Regions from separate parts of the Homo sapiens genome. Here region 2 is linked to region 1. A link is an interaction called in ENCODE POLR2A ChIA-PET data of the cell type or tissue named here. Cell type or tissue: Panc1. All regions are shown on one strand. Region 1 overlaps LOC105371912 (a long non-coding RNA gene). Region 2 overlaps BIRC5 (baculoviral IAP repeat containing 5).

What was found. ChIA-PET counts read pairs that join two places held together with the same protein. Peaks named below come from ENCODE experiments on the same cell type or tissue, not always from the same donor. Only the 100,000 strongest peaks of a DNase experiment are listed, where the experiment ranks them.
Region 2: POLR2A ChIA-PET joins it to region 1 with 20 read pairs; 5 of 35 experiments call an interaction of 5 or more read pairs at or near these places.

Annotation. Positions count from the first base shown.
Region 1 is chr17:78,340,558-78,345,557 of GRCh38, reverse strand. LOC105371912 (a long non-coding RNA gene) reads right to left here. Exons shown (of 2, transcript NR_188632.1): 2 at 1-1,593. Among named protein-coding and RNA genes, the nearest start is that of SOCS3, 17 kb to the left of the region's middle. RefSeq lists enhancers at 240-744, 2,771-3,276 and silencers at 3,323-3,432, 3,643-3,902. In Panc1, no CTCF peak of the experiment used is centred here; no DNase peak of the experiment used is centred here; H3K4me3 peaks cover 1,722 bases; H3K27ac peaks cover 4,365 bases.
Region 2 is chr17:78,216,286-78,221,285 of GRCh38, reverse strand. BIRC5 (baculoviral IAP repeat containing 5) reads right to left here. Exons shown (of 4, transcript NM_001168.3): 3 at 4,505-4,622. Among named protein-coding and RNA genes, the nearest start is that of BIRC5, 4.5 kb to the right of the region's middle. In Panc1, no CTCF peak of the experiment used is centred here; no DNase peak of the experiment used is centred here.

The DNA of each region.
Region 1 (5,000 bases):
GCCGTAACAAAACGCCACAAACTCAGCAGCTTCAAACAACCAAAATGGATTCTCTCACAGCTCTGGAGGCCAGAAGGCCAACACTCAAGGTGTACTGGGACCGTGCTCCCTCTGAAGCCCCCAGGGAAGAATGACTTCCTTGCCCCTGCCAGCTCCTGGTGGTGGCCGGCGGTCCTGCTCGCTCCTTGGCTTGTAGACACATCTCTCCCATCTCTGCCTCCACCACCGCGTGGCCTTCTCTGTGTGTCTGTGTCCAGATTTCCCTCATATAAGGGCATCAGTCATTGGACTGGGGCCATCCTCATACAACATGCTGTTAGCCTTGATCTCCCCAGGCCTGTGGAGTACATCTTAATTACATCTGCAAAGACCCTCTTTCCAAACAAAGTCACATTTGTAGGTTCCATGCAGACATGAATTTGGTGGGGGGGGACGCCATTCGACCCAGTACAGTGGTCCTGTAGGATCTCACATTGAGAACGTTCTTTCTTTCCTTTCGTCTTCCAAGAAAAGCCTAAGAGAGGTCCACTTCCTTGCTGTTGGGTAGAGGGACAAGTGAAATGCCACTTTATGCTCTGCTAAAGACGCCCTGAGCACTGAAGACAGGCTGGAAAGACGCCCAGGGATGGAGCCCAGCAGATGGCCTGGCCACCAGCAGGGCTCAGACGCAGGCTGTGTAGCCAGGGGCGTTCCTCCCCTCTGAGCTACCTGGCGTGGCCTGGCGTGCCCCAGACATTGCCTCACTTAGCTGCGGGATGCTTCCTGCGTTTCTCTGGTGAAGAGCTTCAGTCTTTACAACCTCAGATGACCCCTCACACAAGAAACATCATGCTCTAGAAAGCTTATTTTGAGCTTCCACAGGCAAGGGGGGTGGGAGGTGGAACCGTGGAGCTGGATGTGGGAAGTAGGGACAGTGCCACAGTTCCTTGGCAGCGTCACCTAGGGGAAAGTTGAGGTGATGCCCAAGAGCCAGCCAGCTCTTTCCAAAGCCCTGGAGTATCTGATGGGGAGGTGGAGACCCCATCTCTCAGAAGCTCCTTTCTTTTTTTTTTTTTTTTTTGAAATGGAGTCTCACTCTGTCGCCCAGGCTGGAGTGCAATGGCACGATCTTGGCTCACTGCAACCTCCGCCTCCCGGGTTCAAGCGATTCTCCTGCCTCAGCCTCCCGAGTAGCTGGGATTACAGGTGCCTGCCACCATGCCCGGCTAATTTTGTATTTTTAGTAGAGATGGGGTTTCTCCATGTTGGTCAGGCTGGTCTTGAACTCCCACCCTCAGGTGGTTCGCTCGCCTCAGCCTCCCAAAGTGCTGGGATTACAGGCATGAGCCACCACGCCCAGATAGAAGCTCCTTGCAAATCCATCCACCTGGTTGGAGAGCTGGGCCTTTCATCTGCACTCTTAGTCACTGCACCCTCATCATCGTCAGGCAGCGTGATACAGAAAGCCCTGTCTGGTCTTCAGTAGCTGAAGGGAAGGTTCTCAGCTACTCTCCAAGCCCTCGCCAATCAGGGTCTGCAGTCCCAGCTCTGGGCAGCAGGTAAACGTCTTTCCCGGAGCAGCTCTCTGGGGCACCCAGGTCGGACTTGCAGAGCCTGAGAAAGGAGAGAGGGAGGATGCCAAGAAGGCATGGGGTTATGCCCTTACCTGAACCACAGGAAGGGGACCGCCCTGCCCCAGCATACCGGCAGCTGCTCTTCCAGGGACAGGAAGTCAGCTGAGTACCGAGCAAGCCGCATGCCCATGTGGCTGGGGGGTGGGGGCACCTGGGCAGTCAGCTGGGCCATCCACCACTCTTCCGGGCCACACTGGTTCCCACGCTCATAGGCCAGATGGAGTGGGGATCGGGAGCCAGCGGGGAAACCCAGTTTGCATCCCAGGACTCTAAATCCGCTCCCCATCTGTACAATGGGGATAACAACAGTTCCCGTTTTCTTGGGTGGTTGTGACAGTTCAGTGAGCAAACGCCCATATGGCGTAGTACATGGTGAGTGCTCAGTCAACACTGGCGGCTCTGATGCCCTCCAAAAGGGGCTGAGCCCCTGGACAGCCTTTTTTTTTTCTTGTAAATAACCTGGCATTTAGGTAGTGGCCCAACCTGCTTAGGGAAGAGGAGCCACCTTCCAGGCAGCCTCATCTGGTCTACTAGCTGTCTCAGGAAATCAGTGACAGCACAGCCCCTCCGCCCCCCAGTACACACACACTGGGCCCTGGCAACGGGAGGCAAGTTCTCTCTGAGTCCTCCCTACACCAGGGGCCTCTCTGGCCGGGCAGCCCAACCACAGGACAATCAGGCTTTGGGCCAGGAAGTTACAGTAAGTCAGGCCCGCCCTTCCCCACATGGGGTACCGCTGCTTCCCTGGTCCCAAGCCTCGGCTCCCCTAGAGGAAGAGAAGGGGGATCAAGACCCCTTCTCAACCCTCCCCCACCCCACTGTGCTCTGAATCCCACCCCAAGGACATGCTGGTCTTTCCAGAGATTTTCAGAGGCTGCCTCTTGCTGGCAACTTAGCAGCCCCAGCTGCACAGGGCAGCTGAAGCCGCAACTGAATTTGGGAGGAGAGGCTGACTCACCCCAGCCAGGCTGGGCCTCCGCTAATATTCTTGGGTCGCAGCCTGGGATTCCTGCAGGTTCCGACAATAGGCTGGACCATCCTCTTGTAGGAGGCGGGGTTCAAAGTAACCCCAAGCGCGGGGAGGGGAGCTCTGGCAGGGGCGTCCATGTGTCCAGGACTCTAGGCCTGGGGGTTGGGGGTGACATCGGCACGCCCCCCTCCCCAGGCCTGATGCAGGAGGAAGGAGGTGTGGGACAGGGAAAGAGGACCGCGTTTGGAGTGCACACGGCACATTACATAATTATTCTATTTTAATATAACAAGCCTGGATGGTAGCTATGACTAATCTCTAGTTAATAGGTGAGGAAACCGAGGCCGGGAGAGGTTAAGGAGTTAGGGGTGGGTGGAGGGCCGGTGAGGGGTGGCGGCTGTGACGGGCAGAGCGTGAGGCCAGGCCCCTTGGAAACTCCCCCTCAGCCTCCGTGTCCACCTAAGCTACCAGTGCGGGGCCTGCGGCTGCGGCCCGTGGGCTGTGCAGGCTCAGAGCCCCGGGACCCGCAGGCCCCAGGCCTGCATGTGTGAGCGCAGGAGGCGGGGAGGCAGACACCGCATTTCCACAGGACCCTGCGGGATCAGGGCGCAGACCGGGCGGCGGGGTCCCTCGGGGCCTCCCCTGGCCCCAGCACCTCCCGCCCGCCGCCGCGGGGTTCTTCCAGTCCATGCCAACCTGGCTCGAGCAGGACAAGGTGATCGAGGCTCAGCGGCCCCTGGTCCCCCAGCCCCACGCCCGGCCCGTGGCCATGGCAACCGCTGCGCTGTGGCTCCCTCGCCGGGCAACGGAGAGAGGGGAAGGGAACGCGCCCGGCCGCGCCGCCGGCTGCGAATTCCTCAGGCCTTCCATCAGCCCCGCCGGCCCCGACGGGCTTCCTCGCGGGCTGTGAGGTCAGCGCCCGGCTCCACCCGCCTCGGGCTGGCCCCGCGCCCGGGATCCCGGTCCCGGCCCCGCGCCCCGCCCCCACCCCGCCCGCGGACCCGCCCACCCGGGTCCTCGCGTCCCAGGGCCGGGCCCGCACCCCGCAGCCCCTCCCGGTCCACGCGCGGGCCCCGGCTCCCCGGCGAGTCCTGCAGCTGGGGCGGCCCCTGGCGCCCGCCACCCGGCCGAGCCCTATTTCGGGCGCTGGCGCTGCGGGCCGGGGCAGCCCTGCCCGGAAGGGAGGCTATTCTGGGCCGGGCCGCCCGAGCAGCTGCGGCCCCGGGCTTCCCGGCAGGGTGTGCGGCGCGGGACCGAGGGCACACCAGGGCAGGGCTCCCCTCCCTCCCCAGCGCCGCACCTTCCTCCCAGGCCGCGCCTAGCTCTCTCGCCTTTTTGGCCAGACCCAGGTCCTTCCTTAGGCCAGGAACATTCCCTAGTGCCAGGTCGCTGAGAATGTCCAGAGGCTAAGGCCATCCGGTGCCCTACCCCAGTGCCCTCCGGGCAGGTGCCTTGCCCTGAGCCTGTCCGCCCTGGGCCCCACTTCCTTCTTTTTCTTGATTTATTTTATTTTATTTTATTTATTATTTTTTTTTTAGACAGGGCCTCGCTCTGTTGCCCAGGCTGGAGTGCAGTGGCACTATCTCAGCTCACTGCAACCTCTACCTCCCCGGTTCAGGCGATTCTCCTGCCTCAGCTTCCCGGGTAGCTGGGACTACAGGCACGCGCCACCATACCTGGCTAGTTTTTGTATTTTTAGTAGAGATGGGGTTTCACCATGTTGACCAGGGTAGGGTGGTTTCGAACTCCTGACCTCAAGTGATCGGCCTGCCTCGGCCTCCCAAAGTGCTGGGATTACAGGCATGAGCCACCGCGCCCGGCCCCCACTTCCTTTCTAGGGTGGTCTTCCCAACACCCTGTGCTGACCTGGGTTCAGCCCTTGTCCCCATGTGCTACTTCTCTGCCCATCCTAACTCTAACGACCTTCCTGCCATGGGTCCATTTGGTCTGTGTTGAATCCGCAGTGCCCAGCACAGGATGGCTGCTTCCAAAATGGGTGTGTCATGAAAGCTGTTAAACCATCACATTCAGTATCACATTGCGGACACCAGCCCCTAAGGGGCTTTTTACATACAACCAGCAAACCCATATGAGGACTAGAGGTCCAGCTGCCCTCTTGCCCCCTTGCCCCACCAGAGTGAGTGACCACATCCACGGGTGGTGGCGGCTTGGTGGAAGAAGCTGTGGGTACTTGCATACGTGGCCCTGGTCGCCTTGGGTTCACCCTGTAACCTTAGGACCATATGCTGAACTCCTAGGGGCCACACTTTGCAGTCTGGCCCACATCAATGATTGCAAGGAGACAAAATATGTGCTGCACCATGAGAATGCAGGTCGCCCACATTTCACCCACAATCCAACCCACATCTCTCCCTCCCAAGCAAAAGATCTCCCTGGGATGGTGTCTGAGGATGCTC
Region 2 (5,000 bases), 120 kb after region 1:
AGCAAGACCCTGCCAAAGAAAACAAACAAAACACTCCTGCCACCCAGGTCTACAACTCGCCTCTCCTTCTAGTGCTTCGTTTTGTCCTCATCACAAGTATTTACCAAGTAAACTCTTATGAAGAACTAAGTTGTTCAGTTTATTTCCACATTAAATTTATTTCCTGATCGATTTTCACACTGGTTCTAATTTATTTCATTGTTTCAAAAGCTAAGCACCGAGGCAGCAGCAGGAACAAGAATCAGCGCCCAATGCATCGCCCTGGATGGCCGGGCCTCAGCTTCCACAGCAGCGCCCTCCTGGCACCCTGGCAAGGCAGCAGACAGGGGCATCCTGCCATCAAATCTGGGATCTTGGGAATCCCCAGCATCACCAGCAACAGCATCCTTGTCTTCAGGATTTGTATAGCGCAACACACGCACCTGTGGTCCCAGCTACTTGGGAAGCTGAGGTGGGAGAATCATTTGAGCCCAGGGGGTCGAGGCTGAGGTGAGCCAAGATCACACCACTGCACTCAGCCTGGGTGACAGAGTAAGACCCCGTCTCAAAAAAACAACAAAAAAAAGATTATATTGTTTCAAAATTAAAGTAATAAAAACAAATCCATAAAAGTATTCTGTATTCTGAATTGGGGAAAACAAACAAACAAAAAAAACAGTTCAAAATAAAAGCCAAGCAGTTTTTAAATCTCCCTACTTTTCTTGCAGGCTGTAATGTCTCCCCTCTTTCCAGTGTGGCTGGGTCTGACTATCAGGAGATAGAGACCGAGAGGTCTCCTGCAGGGACTGAGGCCTCTACTTCTGCCTACTGCGCCTTCAGCTCACACATCATGAAAGCCTACTTTTTTTTTTTTTTTTTGAGACGGAGTCTCGCTCTGTCGCCCAGGCTGGAGTGCAGTGGCGCGATCTCGGCTCACTGCAAGCTCCACCTCCCAGGTTCACGCCATTCTCCTGCCTCAGCCTCCCGAGTAGCTGGGACTACAGGCGCCCGCCACCACGCCCAGCTAATTTTTTGTATTTTTAGTAAAGACGGGGTTTCACCATGTTAGCCAGGATGGTCTCGATCTCCTGACCTCGTGATCCACCCGCCTCGGCCTCCCAAAGTGCTGGGATTACAGGCGTGAGCCACCATGCCCGGCCCTGAAAGTCTACTTTTCTTAATCACATCTTCCAACAGGTGAGTGGACTCCCCCTACCAGACTGCATCTTCATCCCTGTAACCCTAGAGCGGAGCACCCCGCAGCGTCCACCAGCACTTCAGGGCTTTCTGGAACTGGATGGTGTCAGATTTCAGTTGCTCTATTTGCAAGGGCAAAAACCCTCTGTCTTTCTCAGCGCTCTGGGACCTGGTTTCCAGCTCACACCTCCACATCCACTCTGCTCCTCCCCTGTGCCCATGATGGTTCCAGGCACACAAGCTGCTCCTTGTCTAAAACAGGGCTTGGCAAGCAAGGGCCTGCTGGGCCAAATCCATACAGCCCGTCATGGCCTTTTTTTGTCCAGCCCACGGGCTAAGAATGCTTTTTATGTTTCTAAAAGGTTGTGAAAAACAACAAAAGACAATATGCAACAGAGACTCTGACCCACGAGGGCTAAGAGATGGTCTATGGCACGCTGCAGAAAAGCTGGCTGACCCCTGACCTGGAAAAAGATGATCCCCAGCCCACTTTCCAGTTCCCACGCTGCAGCTCCCACAACCTCAACCAGGTGACAAGCTCTCTCACAGCATGCTTCACCCACAACTGGCCTCTTCCTGACAAAACACAATCTCAGTCCTTAGCACTTAAAAGCCACTATATTGAGGCCAGGTGTGGTGGTTCACACCTGTAATCCCAGCACTTTGGGATGCCAAGGCGGGCAGATCACTTGAGGCCAGGAGTTCGAGACCAGCTTAGCCAACATGGCAAAACCCTGTCTCTACTAAAAATACAAAAGTTAGCTGGGCCTGGTGGCACACACCTATAATCTCAGCTACTTGGGAGCCTGAGGCACGAGAATCGCTTGAACCTGGGAGGTGGAGGTCGCAGTGAGCCAAGATCGCACCACCACACTCCAGCCTGGGCGACTGAGTGACACTCTGTCTCAAATTAAAATAAAGCCACATATAAGGACAGAATTATTTTACGCTGATCTCTACAAAGGAATACAATTTTCAAGCTGAAAAGCAACCTGAGAAACCATGGGATAGGGGGTCTAACCTCTATTTAGCAAGGAAAGCATGAGCACGACTGGCTTAAACTCAAAGTCTGCAAGTGGCAGAGACAGAACTACAACATCTCCTGACTCTCCACCCAGGGCTTTGCTACAAGGATATGGAATCCCCCAGTACTTATTCTGTGTGGGGCTGCCAGACTTAGCAAATAAGAATATATGACGCCCAGGCCTGGTGCAGTAGATCACACCTGTAATCTCAGCGCTTTGGGAGGCCGAGGCAGGCAGATCACTTGAGGTCAGGAGTTTGAGACCAGCCTGGCCAACATGATGAAACCTTGTCTCTAATAAAAATACCAAAAAAAATTAGCCAGGCGTGGTGGTGGGCACCTGTAGTCCCAGCTACTCAGGAGGCTGAGGCAGAAGAATGGCGTGAACCCGGGAGGCGGAGCTTGTAGTGAGCTGAGATCGTGCCACTGCACTCCAGCCTGGGCGACAGAGCAAGGCTCTGTCTCAAAAAAAAAAAAAATCAAAAAATTTTAAAAAGACCACGCATGGTGGCTCATGCCTGTAATCCCAGCACTCTGGGAGGCTAAAGCGGGCAGATCACAAGGTCAGGAGTTTGAGACCAGCTTGGCCAGCATGGTGAAACCCCGTCTACTAAAAATACAAAAATTAGCCAGGCATGGTGGTGCGTGCCTGTAGTCCCAGCTACTCGGGAGGCTAAGGCAGGAGAATCGCTTGACCCCGGGAGGCAGAGGTTGCAGTGAGCCGAGATCGTGCCACTGCACTCCAGCCTGGGTGACAAAGTGAGACTCGTCTCAAAAAAAAAAATTAAAAATAAATAAATAAATAAATAAATAAATAAAGCCCAGTTACATTTCAACTTCAGATAAATGACTAAGTTTCTAGTAAATACTGACACAAAATGTGGGATTTACTTATACCGGTATATACTTATACCGGCCACACTCCAGGAGCTTTAAAATCACACAGACATCCTAGGGGCTTTAAAAATGATTCCTAGCTGGGCACGGTGGCTCATGCCTGTAATCTCAGCACTTTGGGAGGCCCAGGCAAAAGGATCCCTTGAGCTCAGGAGTTCAAGACCAGCCTGGACAACACAGGGAACCCTCATCTCTATGAAAATAAATAAATAAATAAATAAATAAATAAATAAGGTGGGCATGGTGGGGTGCGCCTGTAGTCCCAATTACTTGGGAGGATGAGGTGGGAGGATCACTTGAGCTCAGGAGTTCGAGGCTGCAGTGAGCTATGGTGTACCACTGCACTGCAGCCCAGGTGACAGAGTGAGTCCCTGTCTCAAAAAAATAAAAATAGCCGGGTGTGGTGGCTCACACCTGTAATCCCAGCACTTTGGGAGGCCGAGGCAGGCAGATCACGAGGTCAGGAGATCGAGACCCTCCTGGCTAACACGGTGAAAACCCGTCTCTACTAAAAATACAAAAAAATTAGCCGGGTGTGGTGGCGGGCGCCTGTAGTCCCAGCTACTCGGGAGGCTGAGGCAGGAGAATGGCTTGAACCTGGGGGGCGGAGCTTGCAGTGAGCCGAGATCCCGTCGCTGCACTCTAGCCTGGGCGACAGAGCAAGACTCCATCTCAAATAAATAAATAAATTTAAAAATAAAAATACTTCCTGAGGCCAGGTGTGGTGGCTCACACCTATAATCTCAGCACTTTGGGAGGCTGAGGCGGGTGGATCACCTGAGGTCAGGAGTTCAAGACCAGCCTGGCCAACATGGTGAAACCTCGTCTCTACCAAAAATACAAAAATTACCTGGGTGTGGTGGCACATGCCTGTAATCTCGGCTACTTGGGAGGCTGAAGCAGGCAAATCACTTGAGCCCAGGAGGCGGAGGTTGCAGTGATCCGAGATCAGGCCACCCCACTCCAGCCTGGGTAACAGAGTGAAACTGTGTCTCAGAACAAAAAAAAAAAAGCCAGGCGTGGTGGTTCACGCCTGTAATCCCAGCACTTTGGGAGGCCAAGGTGGGCGAATCACGAGGTCAGGAGTTCAAGACCAGCCTGGGCAATGTGGTGAAACCCCATCTCTACTAAAAATACAAAAATTAGCTGGGTGTGGTGGCACTTCCCTGTAATCCCAGTTACTTGGGAGGCTGAGGCAGGAGAATCACTTGAACCCGAGAGGCAGAGGTTGCAGTGAGCCAAGATTGCACCATTGCACTCCAGCCTGGGCAACAAGAGTGAAACTCTATCTCAGAAAAAAAAAAAAAATGCTTCCTGAGGAAAACACAGAGTCCCTTTGAGGGACTAGGTAGTTTAGTGCTAAAGACATTGAACAGGGTTTGAGCAGTTCTTATTCCCAATACATACAATTTTGTTCTTGGCTCTTTCTCTGTCCAGTTTCAAAAATTCACCAAGGGTTAATTCTTCAAACTGCTTCTTGACAGAAAGGAAAGCGCAACCGGACGAATGCTTTTTATGTTCCTCTCTAGAAAAATCAAAACAACAGCGGAAAGGCAGCTGAAGGGATTAAAGCGGCAGTCCACTCCCCACGGGCCACCTCCCCACGCCCTCCACAGGCACACCCTGCTCTGCCTCAGGAGTAAGACGTCAAGTCTGAAGTTGATGGCATCAGTGCTTTGCCCAAGCCACATTCCCATATGGCACCTCTTAGCACCTTCTCTCTCCCTGTGGACATCTCCCCCCACATCTGTGTGGCTAATGTATCTATTTTATCTGGACTTCCTTAGCAATTAGTTGGAAAAGTGTTACATGGTATATGTCCAAAGGAATTACATGTCAAATCCCTCCAACATTCTCAAGGAACTGTTTGAAGTAATTTCATTTCACTGGAATTGTTATGTAA